Linked DNA regions of Mus musculus: all the other regions are linked to region 1. A link is a loop called in an ENCODE intact Hi-C map of the cell type or tissue named here. Cell type or tissue: heart. All regions are shown on one strand. Links, peaks and the distances in the headings refer to the core of each region. The heading gives the core; the rest is flanking DNA.

Region 1 (6,133 bases), core at 557-5,556:
TGTGCCATGGGTGCGTCCTGAGTACCAGCTGGCTGGTGAGCTCTGGGCAAGTCCGATTCTCACAGAAACACAGCCCCGTGGACACTCCTTAGCAGTGTCAAATTATGACAAATGGCATGGCTGAAAGTTGCTGGGTGGCAGCTGCCGCGTCTCAGAGGGAAGCAGGTATTTTTAGCACCGTGCCTTGGGGGTTCTGGCACTGGGTTAATTAATCATGGTGAACAGCACCAAGTTTTAGTCTTCATCCTCATGCCCACCCCTACTCCAGTCTTGTTCTCATTGCCTAGCCTGGGATACCAGCTGCAGAGCTGGAAACCGCCCAGAGTCGCAGTAGCCCCTGGTGGCATTTGCTCACAAGGCCTCCCTGATGCTCACAGAGCATCCCTGATGCTGTCCTGTACCCTCTCCCTCAGTGCTGCCTCCTGCTGCCGCTGCTTGCCTCCAGCCACACAGCTAGATCCAGGTTTTCTTTGGTTCTTCCGGTCTGTTCCTGCCCCTAGAACATTGTCTCCAGCTCCCACCCAGCCTTCCCACCTCACCCCAAAACTTCACCTCACAAATCCATCAGATTGCTGAGTCCAAGGGCTTCCTAAACTTTCTTCGCTTTTTTCTTCAGGGAGCCGGTGCCAGCCCGGTGGCCTTATGTGTCAATTGCCCACTTTATTGTTTGAACGCTGAACAGGACCTTCCATGTCTTGTTCTTTCTCTTGAGCACTTATCGCCGAGCTCAGAGAACACAGGGTAAGCAGGCGATGGGCTGTGCCAAGTATATGTATGTGTGGATGGGTAAAGAGGAAGACAGATGGGTGGATAGATGGATGGGAGGGTGAATGGATAGGTGGGTGGAAGGCTGGCTAGGAGTTTATATAGTGACCTCACTTAAGCTAATATCACCATCATGGGAGGCACAGGACCAGGGGATTCTGGAAAAAAAGTGACTAGAATCCACAGCTGTGCCCTCTACTTAGAGATAGGTACTCACAAGCTCTTTGGGAGTCTGACGTATTGTCCTGGATTCCGTTCCTCCCAACACTCGTTTCCTTGGGGACAAGGAGCGTTAGACATCGCCTGAAAGTTGACATAATAGTTCATCTGATGATTAAGCAAGGTCTTCTCTTAAAAATGCACCCACTTGGGCTGGAGAGATGACTCAGCAGTTAAAAGCACTGACTGTTCTTCCAGAGGTCCTGAGTTCAATTCCCAGCAACCACATGGTGGCTCACAACCATCTGCAATGGAATCTGATGTCTTCTTCTGGTGTGTCTGAAGACAGTGATGGTGTACTCATATACATTAAATAAATAAATCTTTAAAAAAACATACCCAGGGCTAGAGAGATGGCTCAGTGGTTAAGAGCACTGACTGCTCTTCCAGAGGTCCTGAGTTCAAATCCCAGCAACCACATGGTGGCTCACAACCATCCGTAATGAGATCTGATGCCCTCTTCTGGGATGCCTGAAGACAGCTACAGTGTGCTTACATATAATAAATAAATAAATAAATAAATAAATAAATAAATAAATAAATAAATCTTAAAAAAAAAACCACCCACTCATTGTGGAAGACACAGCTGGTTGCCTGTCTTTGCTTGGGTATGAATCCCCTGGTGGTTCCAATATCGGGAGGCCTGTGTATCAGGGGAACTGGCTTGAGTGTGGTCCAGGAAGAGAAGTATGGCTGTGAAAGCCAACTTTGGGTTGGAAACCAACTGTGGTTGGGTTAGAGCCAGCTATAGGTTAGAAATGGCAGCCGGGCGTGGTGGCACACGCCTTTAATTCCAGCACTCAGGAGGCAGAGGCAGGCGGATTTCTGAGTTTGAGGCCAGCCTGGTCTACAGAGTGAGTTCCAGGACAGCCAGAGCTATACAGAGAAACCGTCTCAAAAAAAAAAAAAAAAAAAAAAAAGAAAGAAAGGAAGGAAGGAAGGAAGGGCTGGGAATGCCATTTTAACAGGACACAAAGAGTTCTCAGTTTCTTAGGGTTTTGTAGCTTCACAAAGAAGTGACAAGGAAAGATGGGCGTGGGTGTTATCTCTAATTCCCAAGGGAATGGGGTTTATACAATTGACAGAGGTGACACTTATGAATTGCAATGTATGTATTTCTTCCAATGGTCTTAGGAGACCTCTGTGAAAGGGTCATTCAATCCCCAAAGAAGTAGCCATTCACAGGTTGAAAGCCCCTGCTCTAAGGCAGACCACCTAAGAGCCTCAACCCATTCTGACTGAACTGGACTCTCAGAGGGGCGTAAGATTGCCTGGGTCTCTGTAAAGTCCCTCATGTCTCCCTGTCTTGTTGAGTCGCAGAGAAGCTGTGACAAGTTGAAAGAGACTGGGGCAGAGGACCCTGCTCACGATAGAATTCCAGGTCGTGGATGCTTTACTAGGTCTAAATTCCTTTCTCTTGACGTCTTGAAGGGAAGACATAGGTCAGCAGTTCTAATCCCTAAGAGATATGGGAGGGCAGGTGGAATGCAAGGCCTGACGTGGGACTTCCTGGCTCAGGGGAACACCCAGAACTTACAGATCCAATGTGACTTGTGGCCCTGAAGGCTCAGGAGGCCACTAGGCCTTGGTGACAGCATCAGCTTTCAGTTTCCTGTGGCTCCTAGAAAAAGGGGACTATGACGTCATCTTCCCAGTGGTCCTGGGAAGCACACTGGAGCGTCATTCAGCAACACCAGAGGAACTGAGAAAATGCTCTCAGTGCTGGCCTTCCTACTTTTGTGTCACAGCAATGGCTGTGACTTTTGCCATCCCCTGTGTGAAACAAAGTGGCAGAAAATGAGAGACAGGAAGGGAGAGGCCGGAAGCGGGGGAGAGACAGCAGAGGAGGAGACCAGAAGAGACACACCATTTCGTTCTCTCTTCTACCAATCTGGGAAATATTTATTGATGGAGAACCCAACAGGCACAAGGCCCTAGTTAAATACCCCACAGACCCCAAGCTGCTCCCTTCTGCTCCCCATCCCCACCCACTCTTAGGTGGAATTCCCAGGCTGCGGTTTCTCTGAAGGCCAGTAGGTGTCAATGTGTCAGCAGAAAAGCTAGGGGTGCCTGGCATTTGAGAGCCACCTATGAACCGAAATTCCATTTCTTCTGAGTACCACTGTTTGTGGGGCAGCAGGCAGGACACTTGAGGGTAAACAGGTTAAGGGACTCAAAAATCTCTGTTTGCCAGAGTTTACCGTGCCTAAGCAGATGGTAGACCCAGGTAACAGTTATAAGAGACAGAAGGAAGAGAATTGGGGGGAAGGGGTATGGAAGGCCTCGTGGGCCCATCTCTCATGTCACAGTTGGGGGGGGCGGCTCAGCAAGGGAAGACAACTGATGTAGGGCCACACAGCAGTTCCCGACTCCAGCTTTCCTGGCTCCTAGAAAAGTAACCACTTTTTCCATTCAACATTCCTTCTCAGTAAATGGAGTTTCTTGCAATTCAGAATTTCACCTCCATTTAGCTACAACTGTCCCTGCAATATGCCCCCTTCTGATGACTACTTGAGGCCACTAGCTAGTCAATGTCTCAGAGAAGGCAGCAGCCCTTATCATGGGCCCTGTTGTGCTAGAGTTGACTTATCCAGGCTCAGGATGGTTCTTCACTTCTGGGAGAGAGCAAGTTGGGAGCTTGAAGCTAACCTTGCTGGGAGTGTTTACACGATGGAAATCGGCAGCAGCTGCCCATCAGAGAGATTTTCTCTCCCAGGGACCTGTGTACTACAGCTCTCAGAAATGCAGAGAAGAAAACAGGGTCTCTAGGGGGAAAGGTGATCTACCAGTGAGACCTTGCTTCTAAGTGGTGAAGCCTGGACTCCAGTGCGGGAAGGTGGGTGATAGGCTGCTCAGAGATAAGAGACCTAACAACAGCCTTCGAGGTCACTTGGAAGTGGCAGAGTCTAGTTTAACCCCCGGGAGCTTACTCTGTGCTGTTCCACAGTGACAAAATAAAATATCAGAGGCTGAGAGATCTACAAAACAACAAAAACATTTGTTTCCCTGTAATTCTGTAATCCCAGAAGCTGGCAAGTCTAAAATCAGGGAGCTGGTGTCTGGTGAGGACTCTCATGCTATGCCTTCCCATGTGGAAGAAAGGCAAAGGTGGCAAGAGAAACAGAAAAGGGGTCAAGCAGAGATGATTACGGTAATGAACCCCATTCTAGAGATGACACCATCCATCTGATATGCTCTGCCTTCAAAAGCCCCTCACTTCTCAACGCTGATAGGATGTCAGTTTCAACATGAGGTGGGAAGGAGACAGACATTTAAAACTTGGCACTAGATGCTGCTGTGGCTGCTGTCCCAGGAAGGGTCATTGGTAGGATAGGAGAGCAGGAACCAGTTTGAAGAGGTAATTTATCTAGCTCTAGATGGATTGGCTTCAAGGTCGGTTGTTGGGGGGGGCGTTTATGTTTGGAGTCCCAGTGGGAGGTCTGGGCAAGAGACTGCAATATACAAAGGCAGAGTTTTGGACTGAGCCACATGTGGCTAGGAACATTTGCCTCTGTTAGAGTAACCAGGCAAAACCACACGATTTACCCGTATCCACAGACTCCTATCTGCCACCATCCAGGAACGTTGGGAAACATTACTTACACTCATTCCCTAGCTCCAGAATCCGGCAAGCACCCGGGAAGTTTTAACTGAATGAATATGAACGGCTCACTTTTATCCCTCGGGCATTTCTGTGAACCACCCTTTAAGAGCACACACATTTATCACAGTAAGTCGATCACCTATGCATTCTGGCATCATCTGGCCATTGCGGGAATATGGATATGGGATGGGATTACTCCTCTAGCATCTTGCACCATCATTTCTAAGAATGCCTTTGTCCTATTGGTGAGCCCGAGGAAGCCCAGACACCAGGCCGTGAAATCAGCTGTGCTCCTTATGGGGTAGGAGACTGCTCGGTCTTGGCAGCCTGTGAACCTGACCTGGCTTGCCTTGACTTAGCCAGTTTTCTCCACTCCCTCAGATTTGCCCTCGGGGTTAAAGGAACGCTTGAACGCCAGTTCTGACTGGGTGACCGATTAATGAAAAGCCTCATTTCAGGAGACTTGGGAAGCGCAGTAAATCTGTAGGTTACCAACAATATGCAAAATAGTGAACTGGGGGTTTTCTTTCTGATTGGCTGAAGGGTCGTGATGTCACAATGAGATGGGTCCAACGACTTCAAGTGATAGTGTTTCTAGCTCCCAAATCTCTGACTCAGTTTCTTGGCTTCCTCTCTGCAGAAGGAGATAATGGAAGCCCTCTTTCAGGCAGGGTCCATTCTTATGAAGGTGAATACCTTACAGGGCAAGAAGATGGTGGAAAGCGGGCTCCAGTCTGGGGACCTTTCCCTGTCTCAGTCATGGCCCTCCTACCTCCCTCTGCCGGCCGACTTGGAGATCCTACAGCAGAAGGTGGCCGGGGTACAAAGGGAGTTGGAGGACTTCAAGGAGGAGGCACTGAAGGCCATCCGTTACTTGGAGGACGCCTTCTGCCAGATGAGTGGCGTCCTGGCACAGCAGGAGGAGCAGGCGGCGCGAGTGAAGCAGCGGCTGAGGGAGGAGGAGGACCGAGGCATCGTCCGCAACAAGGTCCTCACCTTCCTCCTGCCCCGGGAGAAGCAGCTTCGTGAACACTGCCAGCGGTTGGAGAACATGTTGGTCAGGAGCCACAACCCGCTGCGAGCCATCAGGAAGAGCCAGGCGGACTGAGCGGCCCGCGCCCGAGTGTGCGCCCGAGCTGGCGGGCAAGATTGTTTTTTAATGGAAGGACAAACGCTAAGTCCCCATTTATTCCCCTTGCCCCATTTTTATTGCTTTCCTGCTACCAAAATAACACCATGCAGAGAGGCAAAAAAGACCTCAATATGGTTTTCGGGTGAAGTTCCGTTTATCCAGCCTCGTCAAGGAAGGAGGCCCCAGACACTATGTCAGACCTGTAACCATCCCCTCGAACTGTTTCCCGTTTGTAATGGTACGGTTGCTTGGATGTAGGGGCATTTTTCTTGAGTATTCTTAAACTGGTTGTGTTGAACAGATTTAACCTTTCTTTTAATGACTCCAGGCTTTCGTGATTTATCACTTCACAATTGGTTTCCTGAGACCTGTCAGTGTGTGTTCTATACCGAGACAGGTTGGGGGCTTAGTGA
Region 2 (6,133 bases), core at 816-5,815, 120 kb after region 1:
GGTTGCTGGGAATTGAACTCAGGACCTTCGGAAGAGCAGTCAGTGCTCTTACCCGCTGAGCCACTTCTCCAGCCCCGATATCTTTTTTAATACTAGAAGGCGTGTGACAATCAAATCAGGTAAGATGTACCAAGCAAGTGTCCAGCAATCAAAATGTCTACATTCTAAAATGTTAGCTGCTGCAACCTATAGCAGAAAGTGCCATGTAGAGACTTCCTGCCCAGACTTCTACCTCACCTTACCCTAGGGGAAAATTTCTTCAAGTTTTCAAGAAATGGATATACTGGAAAACTGTTGCATGATGGTCTTTCTTGGGCTTCCTAGCCTGTCCTAGCTCTAAGATGCTGAAGAGTTATTTATCCATGTAGTATGTATGTATGTATGTATACATGCATGCATGCATATGTGTGTTCAAGACAGGATTTTTCTGTGTAGCCCTTGATGTCCTAGAACTCATTCTTTTTAAAAGCTAAGATTTATTTTATTTATATGAGTCCACTGTAGCTGTCTTCAGACACACCAGAAGAGGGTATTCCATTATGGATGGCCATGAGCCACCATGTGGTTGCTGGGAATTGAACTCAGGACCTCTGGAAGAGCAGAGGGTGCTCTTATCCGCTGAGCCATCTCTCCAGGCCCCTGGAACTCATTCTGTAGTCTAGGTTCTAACTCAGAGAACCACCTGCCTCTGCCTCCTGAATTCTGGGATTAAAGGCATGTGCCACCATCACCAGGCACTGAAGAGCTTTTATAAAAGCTCACTAGATTCACTAACCAAATTAGAGAAGGAACGGCTTTGGGAGCTATGTATGCCTTTGAGTCAGGTGATTGGTTCCTTTAATCACTCCACAGTTATTAATTAAGTCTGATAAATGCCAGGTGCACACCATTGAGCCAGGGGTCCTGGATTCAAGTCCCACCTCTGTGATTCATGGCTGAGAGCCATCAGATCTTTGAATGTGAGAAAGTGGATGCCCAAGTCCACTACGGGGCCATGGCAAGGGTTGGAGGACTGTCCTCTCCAGTTTCATAACCCAGAAGAGCAAACCCTCCTATGTTCCTTTTAGCATCTGTCTGGGCTTAGAGGTCTTCCTGAGTGGCTCATTCAAATTCTCTCCATAGCACAGTTGAAATGCATTTCCTGTCTTGGTGAATTCAAAAGCAACTCAGGCTACAGCCTTCTCTGCAAACCCCCACTCCCTTGAAATTATACCTTTCTTCAGAGCAGTCTGAAGGCAGGGCTTTCAAGATCATGACACCTCTGCCATGAGGCAAACACTGTGATGCCCTGTGCCCATGCCAGCAACAACCAGGGAAGTGGCAGTCTTAGCTCCGTTTGTTGGGGTTCAGTGACCTCCCTCTGCCCCTGCTCCCCAAAACCTCTGATTTCTCCTCTGGGCAGATCTAGGCTAAAAACTTCCATGGACACCTCAAAGTCTGTACCTGAACTCTTCTGTCTTCTGTCCTCATGCCTTTCCCATCTCTGTCTGCTTCCGATTTTGCTTATTGCTTACAGAACAAGCACAGTCCCAGATGAAAGGAAAATAGGAATTTTAGCCACTGAGTCAGCACCACCTGCATAAACAGTGGCACTGAGACATGGGAGAGGCCTAGGGAATGGCTGGCAGCATCTCTGGCTCCTAGACAGCATCTCTCTTTCGTCCAACATGACCTTATTCCACTCCTCTGGTCACCTGGGGGAGGGGGGTTACTCTTTATCTCTCTCTCTTTCTTTCTTTCTTTCTTTCTTTCTTTCTTTCTTTCTTTCTTTCTTTCTTTCTTTCTTTCTTTCTTCCTTCCTTCCTTCCTTCCTTCCTTCCTTCCTTCCTTCCTTCCTTCCTTCCTTTCTTTCTTTCTTTTTTTCAAGACAGGGTTTCTCTGTGTAGTCTTGGCTGTCCTGGAACTCACTCTGTAGACCGGGCTGGCCTCGAACTCAGAAATCCGCCTGCCTCTGCCTCCCAAGTGCTGGGATTTAAAGGCGTGTGCCACCATTGCCCAGCTGGGCTTACTTACTCTTTCATCCCAAACTCAGACAAGGGTTTGAAACAGCTCACTGAGCAGCCAGGAAGCTCAAAACCCTGCTCCTTCACAATGGGTAGCCCTGGGGCTAATCCTAGGACCTAGTTCCTCTTCTGAGATGGAGGATGACAAAGCCTTTCCCACCCCATATCATAGGCTTATTTCAAAATCTGCGCACTGTCACACCAGGACTCATCTCTTGCCTGCACTGTGCCCTTCCTGACGAGAAGGAATGCAGAAATGGTACCCGCCTGCATCCTTTGCTGCCTCTTCCACTCCCTGGGGTCCAACAACCTTTCTTCTCGGAGCCTGTCAACAGCAAGCTCCGAGAGGCTAAACAAGGCATCAGTACACAGGTGCAGGTTCTCTACCTCTTTAGTTTAGAAAACAGCCAGCAGCAACCTAAGGTGGGAAAGGAGGTGCCGACTGGAAGGCAATAGCATTTGGAGGACAAAGTCCACAAAGGAACCTGTGTTGATCATCATCTGTCTCCCTCAAACTACTTTAATGCCTATGCAGATGCCTCCAACATACACTATGCAAAGAAAGACTATTTTCATTTCGGATGCATATGATGGCTAGGAACAATATGAACAATATTATTTTAGTGCCCTGGGAAAAAATTAGCAAGTCAAATATTGAATCAAGCCTGCAGCACCACATGCTAAGCAGATTGCTTTGATCTTATCCACACTAAAAGCTCTATTATTGAATCTAAAGTTGGTGAACACATATCAGACCAATATACAATGCATATCTGAATGCATGTTTCCCAAGCAAGGAATGTTTTGACAAAGGGGAGAAAATATCAAAGTCACAGCTGCGATCGAAGCCCAAATTTGACCTCCCAACCTCTTTTCTCTGGGATGGAGGCTTTGCTGGCCAACCAAAATGTGTGTGCTCTGGGGGGCCTTCAGAGGATCCTGAAACACCTACTGAGCTTGCTCCAGCTCTCTCTTCTCTCTCTCTCTCTCTCTCTCTCTCTCTCTCTCTCTCTCTCTCTCTCTCTCTCTCTCTCTCTCTCTGTCTCTCTTTCTCTCTCCTTCTCTCTCTGTCTCTGTCTCTGTCTCTGTCTCTCTCTCTCTCTCTCTGTCTGTCTCTCTCTCTGTCTCTCTCTCTCAAACCAACAAAGAAAGGGTTTGTCACCCCCTATTCAAGTAACTTGAGAGGACGGTGGGATGGGAAAGAGAGCAGGCAGACACCACACAGGGCATGGCACCCTCTAGTGGCCACTTCTGTGGGCAGTCTCCTGGTCTCTACAGAGTGGAGCCTCCCCTCCTCCTGAGACTTCTTATTCCACCAGGAGGAGCAGCCATGAAAGGGAAGGAGGCAGCAGATTATGAGGGCAGAAAGAAAAGCAGTTTGTCAAATCTCCTATCTAAGATCTGCCCCTCAAGGGCCTTCCATCAAAAGCACGGCAGGAGGATGCATGTGGTGGCGCACACCTTCAATCCTAGTGGAGACAGAGACAGACGCATCTCTGTGAGTCTGAAGCCAACCACAACTACAGTACACAGTGAGACCCTATCTGAGAGGAGAGGGGAGAGGAGAGGAGGGGAGGGGAGGGGAGCGGAGGGGAGGGGAGGGGAGGGAGCTGGAATTAGGAAGCTGTAAAATCCACTGAGGATCAGATCTAGCATGCTAGCCTTTTGTCTGTTTTTTGTAAGGCCTAAGATTTGAAAATGCTCTTTTATGTTATTAAATGGTTGAAATATAAGAGAGCGAGATGTGTAGCAAAATATGGAGTGCATGCCCTGCAAGTTGGATTCTGTGTTGGAGGAAAGGAGAGAGGGGACTATGATCTGCTTGTATGAAATTCACATAAGTACGGCCTACGGATGTGTTTACAACCCAGCGCGGTTGTAACGGCCAGATGAACAGCTTTAAACACTGGTCAGTTTTTTCTTTTAACTTTTGAGACAGGCCCGAATACTTCCTATTTAGATTTTTATTAATTCATTTTAGTTTTGTGTATGTGTGTGCAGATGGTACCGTGTAAGTCTATGTGTGGAGGGTGCACATGTGTGCAAGCCAGAAGATGACCTCTGGTGTTCGTCCTCAGATGTACCACCTGGTCCCTCTACCCAAGAGTCTCACTGCCCTGGAAGTCAGTAACTAGGGTAGGCTGGCTGGCAGTCAGCCCCAGGCATCAGCCTATGCCCATCCACCCCTCCAATGCTGGGGTTATAAGAGCACACTACCACACCCCATGTGTTTTAAAGGGCGTCTGAAGATCAAACATGTTCTCAGACTTGCAAACAAACACTTGAGTGTGAGCTATCTCCCCAGCCTATTTTTGACTTTGGTTTCTTGAAATAGGGTCTCTCTACCTAGCTTTGATTGTCCTGGAACTCACTATGCAGACCAAGTTGGCCTACAACTCACAAAGATCTGCCTATCTCTGGACTTTGAAAGCCTGGTCCACGTACCTCTCTATCTATTGCATGCACAATGTGCACGCTGTAGTGACTCAATCCCACTGTCCCCTGCTGGACAACCCCTCCAGACTTACCATTTTATTATTGATTTCATGGAAATGAATCTCACAGACTTTCTCCACAACGTCTTCATTCTCAAAGGTGACAAAGCCAAACCCTAAAGGAAGGAGAAACGAAGAGGAGGAATGAGTTTGGTTCCTGCAGGGTAGGCAGGGTGGCCTGCAGTCAGGACAGCTTCCAAACAGGCGGGGGCGCGGGGGTTGGTGAGTGGGAGGGGGAATGGGGATGTTGTGGTCTAGGCAGTGATTCCAGTTTACACTCAACACCCTTCCAACAGCAGGCACCAGTCAGGAGTCCACCCACATGCAGCAGGCCCCCTGTGGCTTACATTTGCCCAGAAGCAAACAAGAAATTTACTTGTCTGTTATTTACAAGGGTCAGAGCCTGCTGGCTCTGTGTGGAGGCAGGCTCGTGGGCTGCAGAGAGCCTCTTGGATCACTGCGGGGCCGCACTGGCCCTTTCTGTGAGCTTCGATGGCTAGCCCTCGGGTCGGCCTCCACGCGGAGGCAGTTATTGGTCCTTTTCTTCCTGAATGACTTCCTCTAATACCTCATCAGGACATCCTGAGGCCTGGAAGGAACTATTAAAAGTTGCAGGCCTCTGTTCTGTGCGGGCATCTCTTTGCTTCTGCCGCTTCAAACATGCTGTGGATTTGGGGCAGTTTAAGACTGTCTGATGCCTGCTGTCAGCCTGTCAGCTATCCACTGTATTTGCTCGGCTGGAGACTGGCTTTAGTAGACAAGCTGCACTAAAGAATTTTGGCAGGCTGACCGCCGATCAGCATCCTGCATGCCTCTCTCCACCCTCCTGCCCCCTCCTTTCTTCTCTTTCCGTCCCCAACAGCGTTTCCAGTATGAGTACCCATCTGTGAGGATGCTCAGTAAGCACCAGGGTACCACGTGGGCCCACACATGGTGGCTCTACCACTTTGCATTGAGCTTGGCTGTCACGTTGGCGCTAATATGCAAGGGGACCTGGGTAGAGATGGAGAGAGATGCTGATAACGCAGGGGCCTGGTTATAGTCTTGTCTGGGCATGACCTGGGGACCTCCTTCTGTTTTCTGGACCTCATGCTTTGCACTTGGAAGTGAAGGTAGTATAAGCAAATGCCAGGTCCCCCAGATCAAAACTCCCAGGGCTCTGCTATGGACTGGGGTGTGTGTGTGTGTGTGTGTGTGTGTGTGTGTGTGTGTGTGTGTGTGTGTGTGTGTGTGTGTGTTGCATGTTGCTTTGGGAGGTGAAGTTTGGAAAGTGAGGATGAAACCTTTGCTTTGTTCCCCTCTCCTGCCCAGTCAGGCTACAATAAGGTGTCTTTCTGCAACCCTGTAAAGGGACCTTCCTAGGACCAAAGATGCTGGCACCCTGACTCTGATATCTTGCTTCCAAAACTCTAAGAGACTTCTTGTTCACAAGTTATGACAATTTCTGACAGCAGCCCCAAACAAGACACTCTTTGCCCCAAAGACATGAATAGGCCAAATCCAAAGCATAGTAAGATAATATCCGACTGGCTCTTTTTGCAATATGATTATCAGTGTTTCCTATCAATCAGATAAGAGACAGATGTAGCCTTTCTCAGTTTCTGCATCTGTTTTAGGGCTCAGCCACCCAAGGTA
Region 3 (6,133 bases), core at 656-5,655, 530 kb after region 1:
AGGGGTGTTTTGCAGGCCTAAGCCCCCCTCCTAAACTCTCAAATGCTTGATAGAACAAAAGGCTAACATGGAAGGCAAGCCAGGACTGCTAATGCTGTTTGGTTTCGTTGTCTTTGGTCTCCCACACAGCAGGTCTCTAAGTAAGTGGAGTGCACCTGTCTGCAAGTGTATTTACATGCACACTTCTCCCCCCCCCCGCCCCCACCACCATGAAAAGCAGGGCCTGAGTTGAGGCTAACTCTCTTGTCCCCTCCCCTGCTTCCCTTCCTCACCCCCACCCTTCCCCTGATCTCCTTCCCTGTCCCCTCCCCTCCTCTCCCCTCCTCTGCTTCCCTTCCCACTCCCCTCCCTAAGATCATGATCCCAGTCCTGGTCCCATGGCCCTGGGAATTCCTGTCTAGCGCCCTCCTCCTCTGAAGTGTCTTACTTCCTGTCCTAAACTGTTGCTCTGAGTCCCCACGCATCCCCGTGCTTTTGCCTCGGAGGGCCTCGTTTCCTGACTAAGTAGCAAGCCAGCCAGTACAAAGGCTGAATAAACAGTCAGTAGAAATTAACTTGAATGTTCAGGGAGAAGAACAAAGACTTCCGACGTGAGCCAGGGAAGGAATCGTAATTGCCAGAGAGAGAGGGGCGGCCCTGAGCTCAGGCTGCTGGAGACTTGGGAGCGCGGATGTTGACAGTGGCGGAGACAGGCAGGCGCGCGATGCTGACTTGATAAGTGGAAGAGTGAGAATTCTAATTCAAGGAAGATGCAGATAGAGAGGAGCACGAGAACAGAGAGGAGGGGCCGCTGAGGGGTCCAGAGGCAAAAGGCAAGGTCCCCCTGCTCCCGGCGGGGTATCCTTGCCTGGGCTCCCAGCCCAGAGTAGACGTTCTCATGGGGACACCAACAGTAACCAAGTACGCATTCATGGAGACTCCAGGATAGGAGAAAGGCAGAGGCAACTGGCATTGTGTCTCCAGGGTGGAAGAAATGACGAGTCCTATGAACCCAGAGAAACAGAGAGGGCCCCACCCTAGACCATGGAAGCAGACCCATTTAAGAGACTTCTACAGAGAAGCAGCTGGCACGACCTGTCCTTACCCCACCCGGTGTAGCAGCTTACAGAGGGGTGTGAATGCTCAGAGCCATGCCCTGGAGGAAGGCGTTGCAGGGTAGCATCCTGAGGAAGAGTGCACCCTGGAGAAGGGTCCTAGGAGACAGCCTGCGATGAGAACACAGGCCTCTGTGCCTTGACGGGAAGGAAAGGGAGAAGAGGAGGCTAGATAGATGCCAGGAGACTTCCGAGGGAGGGGAGATTGGTTGGTGGTTCCAGAAATGGGATAAAGGAGAGCTTCCTGGAACATCTCCCCTGGCAGAAAGGAGGCAGCCAGCTCCCAGGACCCGTGGTTGGGGCTATCGGAGGAGTGTGAACACTCTGAACGGCAGCGTTTGCTGGAGAGAGACCATGACAGACCACCCAACCTCCAGAGACCACGAGGAGGGACAACCGGGTCCCTGCTGCCACTGGTGGCCCGCCAGAGTGGACACAGTACATGTTTGTGGCTGGAAAGCCAAGTGACGGTACAGAAGCCTGGGAAGGGTCCAAGCAGGACACCAGGCTTCCATCCTTGGGTAACTTGTGCCCCTCAATGCTAGGTAAAAGCCCCCCAGGAAGAACCAGACCTTCGAAAACCTCTGATTCTTTTAGTTGTTTGGCAAAAGACATCTCCATGCTCTGTGGCCTCTTAATTTCGTAGATGGTGAAAGGCAGAGAATTAAAGAATCAATGGGCAATTAAGGAGGTACTGGCAGGTACTGGCCAAGAGCATATTATTTATTTATTCAGCCAGCCACACTCATTTTTAAAGAGCTAACTTCCATTTTGTTTCTGACACCAAAAATAAATCAAACTAAAAACTGTATACATCATAACTGAAAAAAAAATACATATTTGCATGGTATGTCGCCCCTGTGAAGCCTCAGCTGCGACCTGCAAAAGGAATTTTTGTGTAAAAAAAAAAAAAGAGAGAGAGAGATGAATTCATTCTGCACTGGCCTTCCCTGAGGGTACAGATAGGATCGAAAAGACAAAAATAAGGTTTTAATTCACTAGTGATTTTCCCACCCCGTCTCAAGCTTCTTTTTGATTCTTAGCATCCATTTTCCTGGGTCGTCTTGGGAGGGTTGCAAGATTTCAATCCATTAACACAGTAGTAGGTTGGTGAAATTTCAGAACAGGCTGAGATGAACAGCCACAATGAGGACACAGCTGCCCTGGGGCTCCCGGCAGAGAACTCAGCCTATGATTCAGCTCCTAGCCCATGATCTGGCGCCCTAAGGGAGGGGATCTCTTTGAAGAGCCCTCTTTTCTCTCCTCTACTTCCCCGACTTGGGAGAAATCCAGTCTTGCCCCCTAGTCCATATCAGCTCTCTGATTTTGGAGCAGCTCCTTGGCACTAAATATACCTGCACCATTGACTGTCTTCCACCCTCCCTCCCCTCCTCACCCCGCCCCGCCCCCCACGCACCTCCTCATTCCCTCCCCAGCAAGCGCTTTTGGCGTACTACAGGTATCTTCCCAAGCTACCCCAAGGTTGATTCTAGGACAGTGGCTCTCAAACTTAAGTCTGCATCTAAACTACGTGGACAAAGTGCTACACGGTTCTCGGTCAGTAAGTCTCGGGTATGAGCTGGGGATTTGCATTCCTGTTAAGTTTAATACTGAGACAAGTGCTTGGAGAACCTGTTTTCTGGGATGAGGCAAAGGGAGGGGATACCCGTAGTAGCTTGTGCTGTGGTGCCATCTAGTGGACATAGACCACAATAGCAGCAGTCTGCCCTGTGGAGTGCACAAGACTTCATTCCACTCCTTTAAACACTTCAAAAACCATTCTCTTTTACGACTCTACTTCTTAAGGTGGGCCTTTTACTGTTTAAATGCTCTCTTTCCACCCTCTGAATAAGACCATTACAAACTATGCCCTGCCGAATATGGATGAAATGAAACAGGAAACTGGGTGTTTTGAAACGAAACTGCACACCCTGATTTTGATAACTGTCCCCCAGATACATCTGACCTAAGGCACAACACTGCACACATGGCAGACAGCAGGCCATCACCCAGATCACACAATAATTAGCTCTAACCCCAAACCAGGACCCAAGGATTCCATGTTGTCTCAACCCAGGGGGAAGCACACCACTTTAGAAGTAACTGGACAACCCTGAGGACGTGGCTGTTGGGGAGAACTTATCAGAGCACACTCGGAACCCTAGGTTCTCTCTCCAGCATGACCTGAACTGGATATAGTGGTCACACCTGTAATCCCAGCCTGGCAGTTGGGAGATCGAAATGGGAAGGTTGAAAGCTCAAAGTCAACCAGGGGGTGCTGACGGACAACTTTAATTCCAGCACCAGGGGAGCAGAGGCAGGTGGACCTCTGTGAGTTTGAGGCTAGCCTGGTCTACAGAGCAAGTTCCAGGATACACAGAAAAACCTTGTCTCAAAAAAAAAAAAAAAAAAAAAAAAAAAAAAAGAGGGATGATGGAGAAGGAAGAGAAGGAAGGGAAGAAGAAAGCTGTTTACGGTTATTCTTCTATTTTAAAACTCAGAGAAAAAGGAAAAGACAGGGTCACAAGTTCAAGGCCTGCCTCAGCTACCTGGACTATGGCTTGAGTTTAAGGCCAGCTTGGAAAACTGTCTCAAAATAAAAATGTAAAAAGGGCTGGCGATGTAGCCTAGCGATAGAACACGCGTGAAGGCCTGTATTTGCCCCACCCCAGGATTGAAAAAAAAATGTAGGTTTCAAAGTCCCATTCTTAAGAATCTCTGGTTCAGTGGGCCTGGGCCCAGCCACTTGCAAGCATTATAAATAAATTGTAGCAAACGCTTGAGCCTCTACTGTGAGACAGCCTGCAGGGCGGTGACCTCAGAACCCTGTTCCCTACCTAGCACTATCCAACAGAAACAATCTGAGCCATACTCAGACTCGTGACAATGCATGCTCATTAGCCTCCCGTTAAACATCAAAGGGGCGGGGCTGCAGAGGTGCCACAGTGGTTCAAAGCATCACTGGCCGTTCTCCCAAGGGGTCCAGGTTTGAGTTCCCAGAACGTACATGGCAGCTGCCAAGCATCTGGAACCCAGTTCCAGGGGTCCTGACTCCCTCTTCTGACTTCTTCAAGCACCAGGCAGGCACGAGATACACAGATTATGCTCGCAGGCAAAATAAAATACCCATCTACATAAATGATCACTTTTGTGGCAAAGGAGGAGCCAGGAATGTGGTTTGGTTAGTAGAGAACTTGCCTACCATGGAAGAAGACCTAAATTTGGCCCGTGGCCCTGTGTAGCTGGGCATGGTGGTAAATGGCTGTGCTCTGAGCACTTGTGAAGATGGAAAGATCAGAAGTCCAAGATCACCACTGACATGGGGAACTCAAAGCCAGCAGCATAGGCTACATGAGATCTGATATTGGAAACTAAACTAGACTGAACAGGGCACAGGGGAACTCTGGGACCCAAGATCCATCCTATGCTCACCTTTTGAAGGTCATCTGGGATATGTGCATATTTGAGAAGGCATCACATTCTACTCTCCAGACTCCCTTGCACTTATTATGATCTAAAGGTAACAATGGGGAGGTAATATCCTAAAGGTAATAGTGCATATGAGTGCTGTGTCCTCCGGGGCCAGAGACGTCAGATCCCCTGGAACTGACTTCCAGGTGGCTAAGAGCCACCCGATGTGAGCACTGGGAACTGAACCCAGGGCCTCTCCAAGAGCACATGATCTTAACCACTGATTTTTTTATGTGGATTCTGAGGTCGAGATTCTCACACTTGTACAAGCAGTAACTTTACTGAGCTATGTATGTAGCACATGCACACCCCCAAATACTAATCTTTTAAAATACGGATTTTTTATTCTGTGTGTCTGTATGTATATGTGCATGTGAGTAGCCACAGGGGCCAGAAGCATCAACCCTTCTGTAGTTTGGGGTTACAGGCAGTTGTTAGCTGCCCAGCGTAGATGCTAAGAACCTGACTCTAGTCCTCCAAAAGAGCAGCATTCTTTACGGCTAAACAAGCTCTCCAGCCCCCAAATGGTAATAATGTTTAATCATCTCTTAGTGAATAACTTCATCTCAGACCAGTTAAGTCTGCTCAATTTGGCCGATTTCAAGTTAAGTGTTAATACACAACCAGTGTGGACCATCGAAGCCCTGGGAAGGACCTCAACCTTTGATGAACAAAGGAACAGACTCCGAGTGATTAAAATGAAGATCAATATCCAGGTGCAGTGGCTTGTGCTTATGTGGCCCAAGTTACTCGGGAATTTAGGCTCCCAAGCACCCAGAGAGAGCAGGGAGCGTGGATACCAGAAGACACAGGTTCAAGGCCAGGTTCAGCCTATTGTGAGCCTAGTCGCTCCCTCCCAAGAGGTTCCAGGACCCCATAGAAAAGTGGGGAAGGCCCCCCCTTAGGCATGTGCCATCTGTTATAGACTCATCGGCACACTTCCACAGAGTACTTCCTGAAGGCTCTGGACCTGTCTCAGCTTTGTAGCCCTTAGCAGGTTTGGCATACTCATGCAGGCACTTGGTGCAGAAACCCACAGGAGCAGTCACAACGCCTTCCCTGTCATCCTGCCAGGAAGCCCGGAGAAAGACAAGAACTCCATCCCAGCTCAGGGAGGAAGTATCAGCCATCCTTGCCCAGAGCACCGGGGGTTTCTCCAATGCCGTCTGTCTCCACCAGATGTCAGCTGGGCCTGCTTCTCTAAACAAGCAAGCCAAGATCTCAGAGATTTTCTTTGTAAAGATACAAGTCGACCTCCTTAAGAGGAATCTTCAGTTGGCCCCCGTTTGCCAGATTACCCCCAAATCAAACCTGGCAAGCCTATTGAAATCCACCTTCACTTAAAAACATCTAGCTATCGTATGATGTGCGCCTTCACGACATAAAGCCACGTTCATGTATGCGTTCACAAAAGCAGGAGCACACGTGAACAACTTCAAGTGTTGGTCTTCATCTTCTGCCCCGAGACGGGTAGGTTTGCACACTGCCGCACCAGGCTAGCTGCCCCTGGAGCTTTCTGGCGATTCTCTTCTGTCTCCTCCTCCCCTCCCCGGCACGCTACAACATTG
Region 4 (6,133 bases), core at 698-5,697, 76 kb before region 1:
GTTCCTTGGGGCAATATTGATCTTTTCAGGATATCTCCAACCAGCAGCAGTGGTGGGAGTGGGGAGGAGGGGAGAGCAGCCACTGTACCCCTCTGGAGCTCTTGCATTTATATCCTCTCAAGAGACCCCAAAATTCCAAATGTAAACTATCTGCAGCTGGCAAAATCACACCCTTGCCAGAGCATGAAGCAAATTACATCCCGCTGCTATGGAAAATCTGAAGCATCCCATATCCCACACCTCGGATTAAAATAAAAACATATTCCCGGGGCTGGAGAGATGGCTCAGTGGGTAAGAGCACCGACTGTTCTTCCAAAGGTCCTGAGTTCAAATCCCAGCAACCACAGGGTGGCTCACAACCATCCATAATGAGATCTGACGCCCTCTTCTGGTGCATCTGAAGACAGCTACAGTGTACTTGAATATAATAAATAAATCTTTTTTTAAAAAACATATCCCCATAATATTTCTGTTTGTTTTAAAAAAATATTTATTATATGTAAGTGCACTGTAGCTGTCTTCAGATACTCCAGAAGAGGGAGTCAGATCTTGTTACAGATGGTTGTAAGCCATATGATTGCTGAGATTTGAACTTGGGACCTTCTGAAGAGCAGTAGGTGTTCTTAACCACTGAGCCATCTCTCCAGCCCCCTTTCTGTTTTTAAAGAAACCAAAATTCTCACTACATGGGACCCCTCCTCAGCTTTTATGGTTTCAAATATCAAATGACGGCTCTACTTGGTATCTTTATGATTCAGATTGAGTGTCAACTTCCTGATGAACCCCTCCCCCCATAGGGACCGAACTCAGGTGCTTCATTGTGGTTTGTGTGCCAAGTCTACAGCCTGTGCCCAGCAGGCTTCCTGTGGCCTTCAGCGTCAAGCATTCCTTTCCTATGAAGAACAAACAAGGGCAGACGTTTTCACTTTGTAGCCGCTGAAGCATTGAACAGCTTTTCAGGAGCAGGGCCCTCCTGAGGGCTGGCAGAGCTGAAGCTGAAGGCAGGTGTCCAGGCTCCAGTGACTTTTGCAGAAGACAAGCCCGAGAAGTTGGGTCTTTCTGGATGCCCCCGTTTGTACTGGTGTCACCTTGTGCCCATCACAGCCACCAGCCCACGATGTAAGTGCAAAAGTTGCCGCGGCTTCCTGTTGTAAAGTGAGTTGAAATGATGGGTACACAGCTTCCTGGTTTTCTCCTGGCTATGGATCGCCGTTTTGAGGAGCGATGGGAAAGGTGTTTGAACAGACAGGCTGGGATCAGATTGTGATCGCCTTGGCAGCCGCACTGAGGAGTCTGCTGGGCGGGAGAGTGAGCAGGGAAGCCATGTTGTGGCTTCAAGTGTGAGTGTCCAGGAGACTGGTAGTGTGAAGTGAGAGCCAGTGGGGAAGGAATAAGGCTTTAATTTTGTTCAGGTGGGGGTTATAACCCAGTGCCCAAGTGGCAGGGATGACTAGGGCCCAGGTATTTAAGAAATGGATGAAGTCGCTAGTAAAGAAACAAGATGTAGAGCTGGGAGAATGAATGAGATAACGGTGGTGGTGGCAGTGGTGACAGTGGTGGAGGTGGTGACAGCGGTGGAGGTGGTGACAGCGGCGGCAGTGGTGGCGGCAGGACACAACCCGGGGTGTGGTATTTAGCCAGGGAAGTGTCCTCAGTTATGGATAGGACGAAGAACCCTAACCCTAACCTTAACCCTGACTCTAACTCTGAGGCAGCAAAAGAAATCCAAGCCAGGAGCTGAGGCGATTGCTAAATCAGTAAATGGCTTGACTTGCAAGCGTAAATAAAGTCCTGAGTTGAAGCTCCATGATCCATGTTTTTTTTGTTGTTTGTTTGTTTTTTAAAGTTGGGCATGGTAGTACACTTGTAATCTCAGTGCTGGGGAGGCAGAAGTGGGCAGATCCCTGGAGCTTGCTGGCCAATCAGCCTAGCTTATTTGGCGAATTCCAGCCTGTGAGAGACCTTGTCTCAAAAGAAAAGTGGGCGGTGCCTGAGAAAGACCCCCTGCTGTTGTCCTCACCTCACTTTGCATATATGTAATCCCATCACTTAGGAGGCCGAGGCAGGAGGGTTGCTGCAGGTTTAAGCCAGCCTGGTCTTTTAAAAATCACAGTTATTAAAGCGGGATGATAAAGCTCCGGAGGGTCCAGATGTGACCCACTTGGAGTCACTGGGCCTGCTCCATTCTCATCAGAGCTGGCTGTGACCAAGCCTGGCAGGAAGCTGAACTGGGTTGGCAGTTTTCCCGAGTCTGTCTAGAAGAGAGGGCACCTGACACAATGTGGCCCCGAGAGTGGAGGCCTGCTGCACAGGCCACTGCCGGAGCAGAGCGTGGGAGTGCGGTAGGGAAACGAGAGCTCTCTCTTCCCCGCTCTGTGCTCTGGAGGTCCGCCTCAGAGATGAGTCAGGTCCCAGCCTCATTGCGGGGTTAGCTGTGGGCTGTCAGGCTGTTTCTGTGAGCCACTTGGTGGAAGTCACCTTGGCTGGCGGAGGAAGGGCAGTTGCCCTCCTGTGGGAAAGACAGGAAATGATTTCCACGTCGCTCCTAGGGTAGTCCTCGGTGTGGCACACTGGCCTCTGATTGGATGCGCCTGGCTCCAGAGCGGTTTCTGTGGAGATGCTGAGCCAGGCAAGTGGCTATTGCTCCGACACAGTGAGTTGGTTGCTAGGGGAGGGTAAAGGAGGCAGAGAGTTGAGTGTCATGTCCCCTAAACATGTCACCATCAACTACCATTGCTTCCTTCCACCGGGAGATTGCAGAGGGAGTTTTTGTTGTTGTTGTCGACTTGCTAAGCTGACAATCACGTTGCATTTCAAGCTTAATTTTCCCCTTGATTGACGCCTTTCCTGGGCTCTAACTTAAACACCAGTCACCTGACCTTCTCGCTGCTCAGTTCTTTTAATTAAAAGATGGTTCCAAGCAACAACGAGTAGGGGTCCATTTATTATTTATCAAGCATTTGCCTTCCAGCAGTTAGTGAAAGGTCACTGGCTTCAGCGGATGCTTTGTTTTTGGTGAGCAGCTTAGATGAAAAAAGATAGACCGTCAATCTCGGCTCCCTCCTGTTTGCTCACTTGCAGGACACTGTTTAATAGTCATTGTGGCATTTAGGATTGCAGGCCTCGGAATCACGCAGAAAAGTGCATGTGCCTCCCTTGCCAGAACACTTCTCCAAAAGTAAACATCAGGTTGTGATTATGGTTAATAATGAGATATTGATTGTCTGAAAATGTCACTGCCCGGGAGCAGTAGGCTGCAGCACCACTAGGTGGCGCTGCGCTCTCGTGCTGTTCAACTAGAAACATTTTATTTCCTTGCCTCCGGGTCCCTTGTCTTTCAAGGTTGGCAAGTGTCCTTGTGAAATAACGTTCTGACTGAGATTTAGGAAGCTGAGGTCCTGGGGTGCTATTGGGATGGAGTAGAGATTGGAAGGAACGGGCCATGGGACAAATGACAGAGGCCTGCGGGTGTATGTGTATAGATAGGAGAGGGGGTGTGCAGCGCCTTGTACTATAATAGGAGCCGGAGAGGAGAGAGCTAACTCTGCTGGACCCCTGGAGACTCTGCCCAGAGCACTGCTTCCTAACCTTCTTCACTCAATGACGCATCTGCACATTTCATGTAGAGGGAGAAGGAGGGAGGATGTAGGTAGGGAGGCAATGAGGAACAGAAAGTCTTACCTGTGCTATCTTGTGCAGTGAGGGGAGTCAGTGACCCAGGAACCTCATCTTCCTCGCCTGTAAGAAAGCACCCATAGCTCCGCCTCATCGAGTTGTGGATGAGCCAGTAGCCGCAGCTGAGTCCTTGGCAGGACTAGGCCCTCGGTGCCTAGGTCCGATGTGGGGGAATGTACATTAGACTAAGGCAGACAGGAAGCATCGTGAAATCTCACCATTTGTCTAAGTACTTGCTCCCTCCATCCTCGGCCTCCAAAGTTACCACCTCTTTTGTTTGGTGTTTTGATTTTTAAGACAAGGGTCTCAGATAGGCAGTGGTGGTGCACAACTTTAATCCCAGCACTAGGGGAGGCAAAGGCAGGCAGATCTCTAGGACAGACAGGACTACACAGAAAAAAACCTCTGTTATTAAAAACCAAAAAAATCCCCACAAAGACAAGGGTCTCACTATATAGCCCTGGCTCTTTCCAGCACTGTATGCACCAATAAATAAATATACTTTTTTCCCCTTGTTTTTCAAGGCAGGGTGTCTCTGTTTAGAACTTACTCTATAGAACAGGCTGGCCTTGAACTCATAGAGATTCTCCTGCCACTGCTTCCTGAGTGGTGGGATTAAGGTGTGTGGCACCACTGCCCAACATTTATGTCCTTTTTTTTTTTTTTTTGGTTTTTTTTGAGACAGTGTTTCTCTGTGTAGCCCTGGCTGTCCTGGAACTCACTCTGTAGATGAAGCTGGCCTCGAACTCAGAAATCTTCCTGCCTCTGCCTCCCGAGTTCTGGGATTTAAAGGCGTGAGCCACAACTGCCCGGCATTTTTTTTATGTACATTTTTAAAAAAAGATTTATTTATTTATTACATGTAAGTACACTGTAGCTGTCTTCAGACACACCAGAAGAGGGCATCAGATTTCATTACAGATGGTTGTGAGTCACCACGTGGTTGCTGGGATTTGAACTCTGGACCTTCGGAAGAGCAGTGGGTGCTCTTACCCACTGAGCCATCTCACCAGCCCCTTATGTACATTTTCAAGTGAAGAATACCAAAAGTGTACTAGCAGGTTCTCTGCTCCTAGAATTTGCCCAGTGGTTGTAGCCTTCATTAAGCAAACAAACAGCAAACTTGTTTTTATTTAGTTACTTCTGATGGGGCAGGGAGAAGACAGAGAGGGAGAGAGAATGATGAACAGGAGATCAGGCCAGGTTGGCTTTGAACTCCCTATGTAGCTGAGTTCAAGGTATCTCCTGCTCCCACCTTCCAAGTGCTGGGATTACAGGCGTGTACCGCTGTGCCTGGCTTGCATCCGTGTCGATGGCTTTCTTATGTTTTCTGTTAGCCCTCAACATTCTGCTCCTACTTTTGCTGTGTACACTCAGGAGAGCTGACGGTAGAAGGCTCTGACCTCTTTCTTCTGTTGTACAATCAGAACATCGGGGCTCGTATCTGGACACTCATGGCTTCACGCACGTCACTTAGCCACTTTGAGCAACATCTGGCCCTGACACAGAGTGTGGAACTTAACAGGCACTTGCATGTGTCAAGGGAAGGAGCAAATGGCATGGGTGGCTCCCCATCCTGGCCACGGAGATGACAGGATCAATGCCAGGTCATTTTCAAGTACCAAAGAGGAACTAGATGCTGACTGCATTCCAACTTTGTAGAATGCCCAAGCTTTCTGCAGCTGCAGTAATAAAGATGGAAGGAGAAGGAACTACCCCAGACTGTGAGGGTACCCGACCCAACACAGAACAGCACTCACCCAGGGCTGATGGGTGGGAACATTCAGTCTAGGTGCAAGAATTCTACGGGAAAGGCTGGCTTCCCGAACCCTCTCAGGGTGCTTGGTTTAAACTCCAAATCACTCCCGTGTTATCTCTAAAATATTCACTGTCTTCTTAGAAGACCCCTGATGCTTTACCCCAGCCTCCCAGAGCTCTGCTGAGTGAGGCAAGTGGCCTTGCAGCCTATCCAGTTTGGCAGCCTGGATATCTACAGCCAGTACAAGGCCTTAGTGGGATGTCAACTGCCACCAGGGCCAGGAGTTACAGGCGAGTCTTACCGGAGTTAGCTTGTTTCACACCCTCAGGGTCAGCCTGCCTCCCGCCTGCCTCCAGAAGACCCGTTGGCTCTGGGGATGTCTCAGATGCGGCTGCTCACTCCTCTGTTGCTACCCAGCTGTGGCCAGCATCTCAGGATGCTGGGGTGTGCTCCTGCTCTGCAGACTATTTCTGTGTCCCGAGGAAACATCACGGATCCATCTTTTCTTTCACCCATGCGAGGATGCTCTGTTCAAGGAAACCCAGTGCTGCTCCTGAACAAGGGGAAAGATCTCCTTTCATGGCTTCGGTAAATCTGGTGTCTTGGTTTCCCAAGTTAGCTTTGGCTGTTACATTCAGTTAAAGTACATCTGGGCATAGCTTTGGTGTAGTACCCTCAAGCATACAATATATAAAATAC
Region 5 (6,133 bases), core at 790-5,789, 260 kb after region 1:
CTGGACCTCAGGGACGCACCTCTGGGGAATACTGGTAAACAGCACAAATTAACAAAAACTAGTTGCATGTTAATATATACTGCCTCCTCCTCAGACGGCTTATGAACACTGTAATTTTCTTCACTAAAACACTGTCTTACAGAACCAACTCCCCTAATTACAGGCGTTTGTATGCATTATAATCTTCATACAATTAAACCTACTAAAAAGAATAAATGGTTAAATGCCCCCTTGCCCTGTCAGTAGCCCATCCCTCCCCTAACTACCAAAACACACGCAAACAAAAACAAAACCCGACAACACAACAGAAACAGACCCAAAGGTGCTGAGAAAGCAAGCACAGCTGAGTTGGCAGTAGACAAAACCCTCAGAAAATTGGAATTCAGGCTGACAGAGCCTTGTCGCCACAGGGGGCAGAGTCAACTTTCAACTTCAAACCCTCTGGCATCTGGGTGGCTCAGCACCTGATTTCAATGTCACATGAAAGGCTCCTAGGTACTGAACAAAATGTCTCATTTCAGGAGCAAGCATCTCCCCTCACACAGTTCATCTCCAGACACACACGTGGTCTGGTGACCCGAAACAGGCTTTGGGGATCTTCTTCAAAAACTTGCACAAAGGCATTTGTGACCAGGGGCTGTTTACCAGGAAGTCTGTGTTGGCTTCTCTGGAGCCAGGCAGGTTTAGCTGATAAACCTTTCTGGGACACTGCATCCTGGAGAAAACAGCCATCAGAGGCTCTCCCTAACAGGCCCAGACACTGGCTATTGGACCAAGAACCCCACCTGCCTTTTGTTTTGAAGACTCAGCACTAGGGTGAAGGAAGGGCTTCCTGCCCCACAGATGAGGTGAATCAGGGCCAGATATACCACTCCAGGGCCTCATCGGGCCCTTTCAACAAGCCCTGTGTGGTAGGAAGGACAGTTATCTCATCTACCTCTGAGGAAAGTGGAGTTCACAGAGGGGGCACATTTTACCAAGGACACATGGCTACAGAGTAATTGTGTCTAGCCTGCAGCCTCAGGAAGCCTGAAGCTGTGGCAGGCCTGCCTTACAGGGGTAGAACTGGCTAGTTCAGATAGGCCAACTTTTCCATTGTCTTTAGGTATCCTTCCCAGGGACCGAACACTCCCAGCTGCACAGAGATGTCCTGTGAGCTTTCCCTACTAGTAGCCTCTGACCAGGACTTAGCAGCAGCAGCAGCAGCAGCAGCAGCAGCAGCAGCAGCAGCAGCAGCAGCAGCAGCATCCGGAACCCCTCTTGAGTAGCTGGAGCACAGGCTGGCACATGAGAAGCAGCAGTTCCTGCTGCAGCCACGTGTGCCACTGAAGCCACCAGGAAGTCTCATTAGTCAGCACCGACAGCTGCTGCCCCAGAACACATGGCCCCTGTGGAGCTCTCTGCAAGCCTCTGCCAAACCAGGGAGTGGGTGGAGAGAAAAAAAAGGGCCAGGAGAAGCAGGAGGCTGAGACACCCAAGGGGCTCCACATGTGCTCCCTCCTTACCTACAGTACAGCTGAGGCCAGAAAAAACTCACACAAAGCCACAAGCCCCTTCCAACCCACTCCCTCAAGCCCCAGCTTTGAACCTTCTAACTTTCTAACAAGGAGCAAGACCCAAAGTACCCGAACCTTCATGTTTCCCCCCAAGGCTGTCTAAGAGTTATCCAGGTGACTCCTAACACCTTCCAGGCTGGCCTGAAAGAGTGTACATCACAGCTAGTAGCCTTTCCTCAGCCCTTGGGTTTGGATTAGGGCAGGGTTTTTTGTTTTGTTTTGTTTTTTAAATAAGCATTCTCAGGTCCTCTCCTCCTGTCTCACAGCATCAAATTTCCAGCCCTGTCTGCCAGAGATATCCTAAGGCCCCCAGAAATGCCAGCAGGAGATGCCATTCTACACACCTGTCAGGAAGATCAGGAAGAAAGGAAGGACTACATGGCCACAGGCCAGTGCCTTCCTCATTTCCACTCCACCCTGAGGGGCCTTTCCAGGGTCTCTTCAACATCCTCCCTCAGACTTCACCCACCTCATCTTGGACAATAGAATGCAGGGTTGTAGCTGTTTCCCAGGAGAGGGGACACACTGAACAAAACATCCATTCCTTCTCAGGAGGATAGGTGGCGAGGCTGGCTGACTAGTCAGTATGGAAGCCAGTGAACGCCATGCTACTTATGAAAAGCAAACGCGCATGCACCATCCCCTTCAAGCGGTTACATTTCACGGCAATTCCTCCTTAAGGGAGTGAAGCCACTCATGCCTGAAAACCAAGAAGGTCAACATCCTTTGAGGGTTTATCAAAATCGGCTGTACTGATGTATAAGACCATAATGTAAAGTGGAACCCAACTTTTATGCCTGAAGGCATGGACAAGAGGAAGCGCTGGAGGAAGAGGGTCTCCTCCTGAAGCGACCAGAGTGAAATTACAACAAAAGAAACCCCTGCATGTAAGGTATTTGCCAAGAAAGTGGTGAAAAACACCGTGACTATTACTGCTGCCTGTATACCCACTGTGTGCCAGGCCACAGGCTGGGTACTCCTTATGTCCCAATTAACCACCATGACAGCAGGGAGGTAGGAAGGCAGGCAGGCTGAGAGAAGGGAAAGCGGCACACTTATCACAGAAGAGCTTGTTCTCCCCAGGGTCTCCTTCTCCTCAAGTAGGCTCCAAGAGTTCAGAGGTCCAAACAACTGTAAAGCTCTAAAGCCGAGGTTCAAATGCTGTTCTTAGTCACGGCAGAAGCCTTTCTCTGTACTGGTACTTTAGTGTTTAGTTCTCTAAAAATCCCTGGCCCGGGGGCGGGGGGAGCACGGGCCAGAGTGATGGCTCATTGGTTAAGAGCACTCTTCCAGAGGACTGGAAGTTCAATTCCCAGTACCTACATGGCAGCTCACAACTGTCTGTAACTCCAGTTCCAGGGGATCTGATACCCTCACAACAATGCATATAAAATAAAATTTAATTAATTAAAACAAAACAAAACAAACACCCTGGCCTCATCATCTCTGCAGCCCAAGCCAGCAGATCTCAGACTGCAAGATGCACAGCAGCATACAGAACACACTCCATTTCTCACTCCTAGAGAGGCAAACTGGGATGTTCAGACTCAGGCCACTGCCACTTAGGGCCAAAAATTAACACCAAATTGGCCTTGGAGGGAGGAGCATACTCCCTGCATCTCCCTGCTCAGCCATCTTGTCCCTGCAAGTCATCAGCCCAGGCGAGGGAGTGGGTGGTTCTGAAAACCCATCCCCGTCAATGGAAACAAAACATAAAGGCTGTGCTCACATCCATGGGTTACCAGCGTCACTGCCTCCCACAGAAGGCCGCGCTGCTCAGCCTGAAAACATTCTCTCCAGTGTGGCCAGGTGCCTGCTGTGATGGGGCAGCAGCAGGGGGCAGTGTTGACAGGAAAGAGATCCCAGAGCTCCGTCTCTTAGCCTCAGGAAAAAGACTGGAGGCCAGTTTTTGAGCCTTTTGCCTTCTGGGCTTCTGTCTCCTCAGGTCCGGTCCCTAAAATGTCTCTTCGGCTCTGTATTTCAGGTGTCAACTCACCAGGCACAGACAGTGTAGCGAGGCTCTCCAGGATAACGAGAGACCCAGAACAAAACCTGTCTGCCCACCCTTCTCACTCAGGATCACATGTGGACACAGCCATGGGGCACAGCAGTGAGCAGACACTGGCCTCAGTTTCCGGTTATGTGAGCCTGCAGAGGCTGCTGCTCACTTAAGAACTGGAGAAGTCTGACAAATTATAAACAGGCATGCTCACTTTTTAGAAGACAAGCTCCAGGGCAAAGAGGCCTCTCTGCCCTTTGGCAGTCGTGTAGGTCTCCTACCTTCTCTTGGCCTCTTTTAGCTACATGCTAGACTGAAAGCTTAGCTCTGACTCAGCCAGACCAAAGGTGCTGATCAAACCCAGGGTAGGCCTAGCTGATAAGGAATAGCTGGCCGATGTTGAGTTGACAGATACAAGGGTCATAGAAGTCTTTAATCATGAGATAGCAAACACTGTAGTGTTGAAGAAGAAACGAAGCCCAGTCTGGCAGCGCACTTGGTACCTGTAATCCCAGCATTTGGGAGGCAGAGACAAGAGGGTCCCATTTAAGGCCATTTTCAGATACATAGTAAATTTTAGGCCAGACTAGAGGCTACATGAGACCCTGTCTCAAAACATTTATTAAATAAGGGGGGTGGGGCGAGGTCTGTGGCTTTCCATCCCAAGCTGGGCCTAGAAGGGTGACCCTTTCTTTGTTCCTTTAACCCATTGTTTGCACACAGATGACTGTCATCGCCCGTCTGGCTCATCTCTGAATGCCCTGCCTCCCCATCCGGTAGCCACATCTCAAAATGGCTATGATGCCTTCCGGGTCAAAAATGGTCAACAGTAATTCAAGGTCAAAATAACGCCCTGATTTTGAGGAGATCAGCATTAAGGATCACTTGTCCAGTCCATAATGCCTCAGCCAGGAAGCCTTGCTGATTCTGAACTGCTCGGCCCATAACTCAAATATCCCAGGCACAAGATTATAAAGTACTTCCAGACTGCGGGCGGGAGAGAGGCGCAAGCTTTCTTCGTCCATTGATACCTTGTAAGCAGCATTTGAATTCGGGCAGACCCTTTCCACACTGGGTTATAAGTCTCTAGTTCTTTATCATTGCAACTCCTCGCTCTGGTTCTTGTATAGACATGGGGCTATCACAGAACTTAATGACTGGCCAGGAAATGACCCTAAATCCTCTGGTCTGCAAGTCCCTTCAAGCCAAAGATCCTGTCCTGCACCTCAGAAAAATCTTCAACATCCATCTTGCCCATGATAGCGAACGTTACTTCCAGATAAGGCTGGGATTGGCCTGCCTTCAAAACTCCTTCCCCCCATCAAGAGAGAGAGGAGGAGGAGGAGGAGGAGGAGAAGGAGAAAGAGAGAAAAATCCAGTTTCTATCATCAGCCAAAAAGGTGATTCTGCAATGCCCCCCAGTCAGGCAATCCCACAGAAATGTCACAGTCTCAGGGAAAACTAATCTTCACCCAGACCCACCAAGTCCCACTCAGCTTTCCATCCACCTGAGAGACCCCACAAAGCACAAAGCCCGAACAAATACCTCTACACATCTCAGGAATCAGACACTTAAGGAAGGTGTCCACATCTTCACTGAGACCTGGGACAGATACAAAAGGCAATTAACTCCCTCTTGACCAGTGAGCTTCGTGCTCAGGGCCCTGGTTTCCTCCTAACACAGTGTGGGGGTGTTCCAGGCTATGCCCCCTGTTCCAGCTATCCTCCCTGCTCTTCTGACGAAAGCCCTCAACCTCAACCCACTTCCAACTTTTCTACCCAGGAAAGATCATAATTTTGAAAATTTCTTAGAGGGAATATTCCGTTTCCTTAACTGAACAGTGGCTTTCAAAATAGCCCTGACCTTCCTGCCCCTCCCCCTCTCTTCGTCACCGAGCAACAGAAATTAAATTGATTCCCGCTATCAGCACTCTGCATCTCAGTGATTATACCCAGCCACCAGAAAGTCAGCTCTCTCTCCATCCCGCCAACCAAAAGCCTGTTGCTAAATCCAACCCCACAGCTTGGGAAGGAGGGGGTATGGAGGAAGGGGGGTACCCCAAGGGCACAGGTAACAATTTATGCCCCCCTTGTCAATGTGGTCTTATCTCTGTGGCCAGCTCCTTCTGAGAAATGGCAGGCACCCGTTACTGAATCCCCAGAGGGTTGCTTATGGGACCCCTGCTGTTTGGGACAGGTGGCCCAGTGGGGAACTGAAAATTTATGGTCCTCACTACCTTCCTTTTCCTTGTCCCTTTCACTATGCAGAGGGATGCCTGGCTTGTCTCAGGGGACAGGGGACTGGTTCCAACCCATGACTTGGGAAAATGTACGGAAGGCAGAGACTACAGAGGACGAGCCTCCCCCAGAGAGGCCCCTGTGCTTTCTGTCCACAGCACCTACGGCAATCTGTAATTACAAGTGGATTCATATCTGTGTAGTGCTGGTCTGTCAGTTTTCCCCTCTAGATTAGGCCCTGTAAAGGCCAGACCTTCCTTTCCACAGCAGGGTGAACATGTATTAAGTCAGGTCCTAGTGATACAGACTCAGAAATCGGCTACTCAAGAGACTGAGGCAA

Evidence for each region. Peaks named below come from ENCODE experiments on the same cell type or tissue, not always from the same donor. Only the 100,000 strongest peaks of a DNase experiment are listed, where the experiment ranks them.
Region 2: it touches region 1 in a loop (4-fold over the local background); 13 of 42 quality-filtered maps call a loop at or near these places.
Region 3: a loop joins it to region 1, with 6 times the contacts of the local background. A loop is called at or near these places in 19 of 42 quality-filtered maps.
Region 4: it touches region 1 in a loop (5-fold over the local background); 3 of 42 quality-filtered maps call a loop at or near these places.
Region 5: a loop joins it to region 1, with 2.4 times the contacts of the local background. A loop is called at or near these places in 3 of 42 quality-filtered maps.

What each region holds. Positions count from the first base shown.
Region 1 is chr11:88,288,859-88,294,991 of GRCm38, forward strand. It overlaps Ccdc182 (coiled-coil domain containing 182), which reads left to right and starts at 5,185. Exons shown (of 1, transcript NM_028859.1): 1 at 5,185-6,133. The coding sequence starts at 5,238. The coding sequence ends at 5,696. In heart, for the core only: a CTCF peak has its summit at 3,006 (motif pointing right); no DNase peak of the experiment used is centred there; H3K4me3 peaks cover 421 bases; H3K27ac peaks cover 1,547 bases.
Region 2 is chr11:88,409,377-88,415,509 of GRCm38, forward strand. It overlaps Msi2 (musashi RNA-binding protein 2), which reads right to left. Exons shown (of 14, transcript NM_054043.3): 8 at 4,532-4,614. Among named protein-coding and RNA genes, the nearest start is that of Mir378b, 60 kb to the left of the region's middle. In heart, for the core only: a CTCF peak has its summit at 3,265 (motif pointing left); a DNase peak (open chromatin) is centred at 3,255; H3K27ac peaks cover 2,760 bases.
Region 3 is chr11:88,820,452-88,826,584 of GRCm38, forward strand. No RefSeq gene overlaps it. Among named protein-coding and RNA genes, the nearest start is that of 4930556N13Rik, 28 kb to the right of the region's middle. In heart, for the core only: a CTCF peak has its summit at 2,796 (motif pointing left); DNase peaks (open chromatin) are centred at 853 and 2,750; H3K4me3 peaks cover 1,024 bases; H3K27ac peaks cover 1,613 bases.
Region 4 is chr11:88,213,091-88,219,223 of GRCm38, forward strand. No RefSeq gene overlaps it. Among named protein-coding and RNA genes, the nearest start is that of Mrps23, 12 kb to the left of the region's middle. In heart, for the core only: no CTCF peak of the experiment used is centred there; DNase peaks (open chromatin) are centred at 2,241, 2,591 and 3,411; H3K4me3 peaks cover 642 bases; H3K27ac peaks cover 2,364 bases.
Region 5 is chr11:88,549,846-88,555,978 of GRCm38, forward strand. All of the region lies in intron 6 of Msi2 (musashi RNA-binding protein 2), which reads right to left. Among named protein-coding and RNA genes, the nearest start is that of 0610039H22Rik, 66 kb to the right of the region's middle. In heart, for the core only: a CTCF peak has its summit at 3,376 (motif pointing right); DNase peaks (open chromatin) are centred at 826, 1,336, 3,356, 5,626 and 1 weaker place; H3K4me3 peaks cover 447 bases; H3K27ac peaks cover 5,000 bases.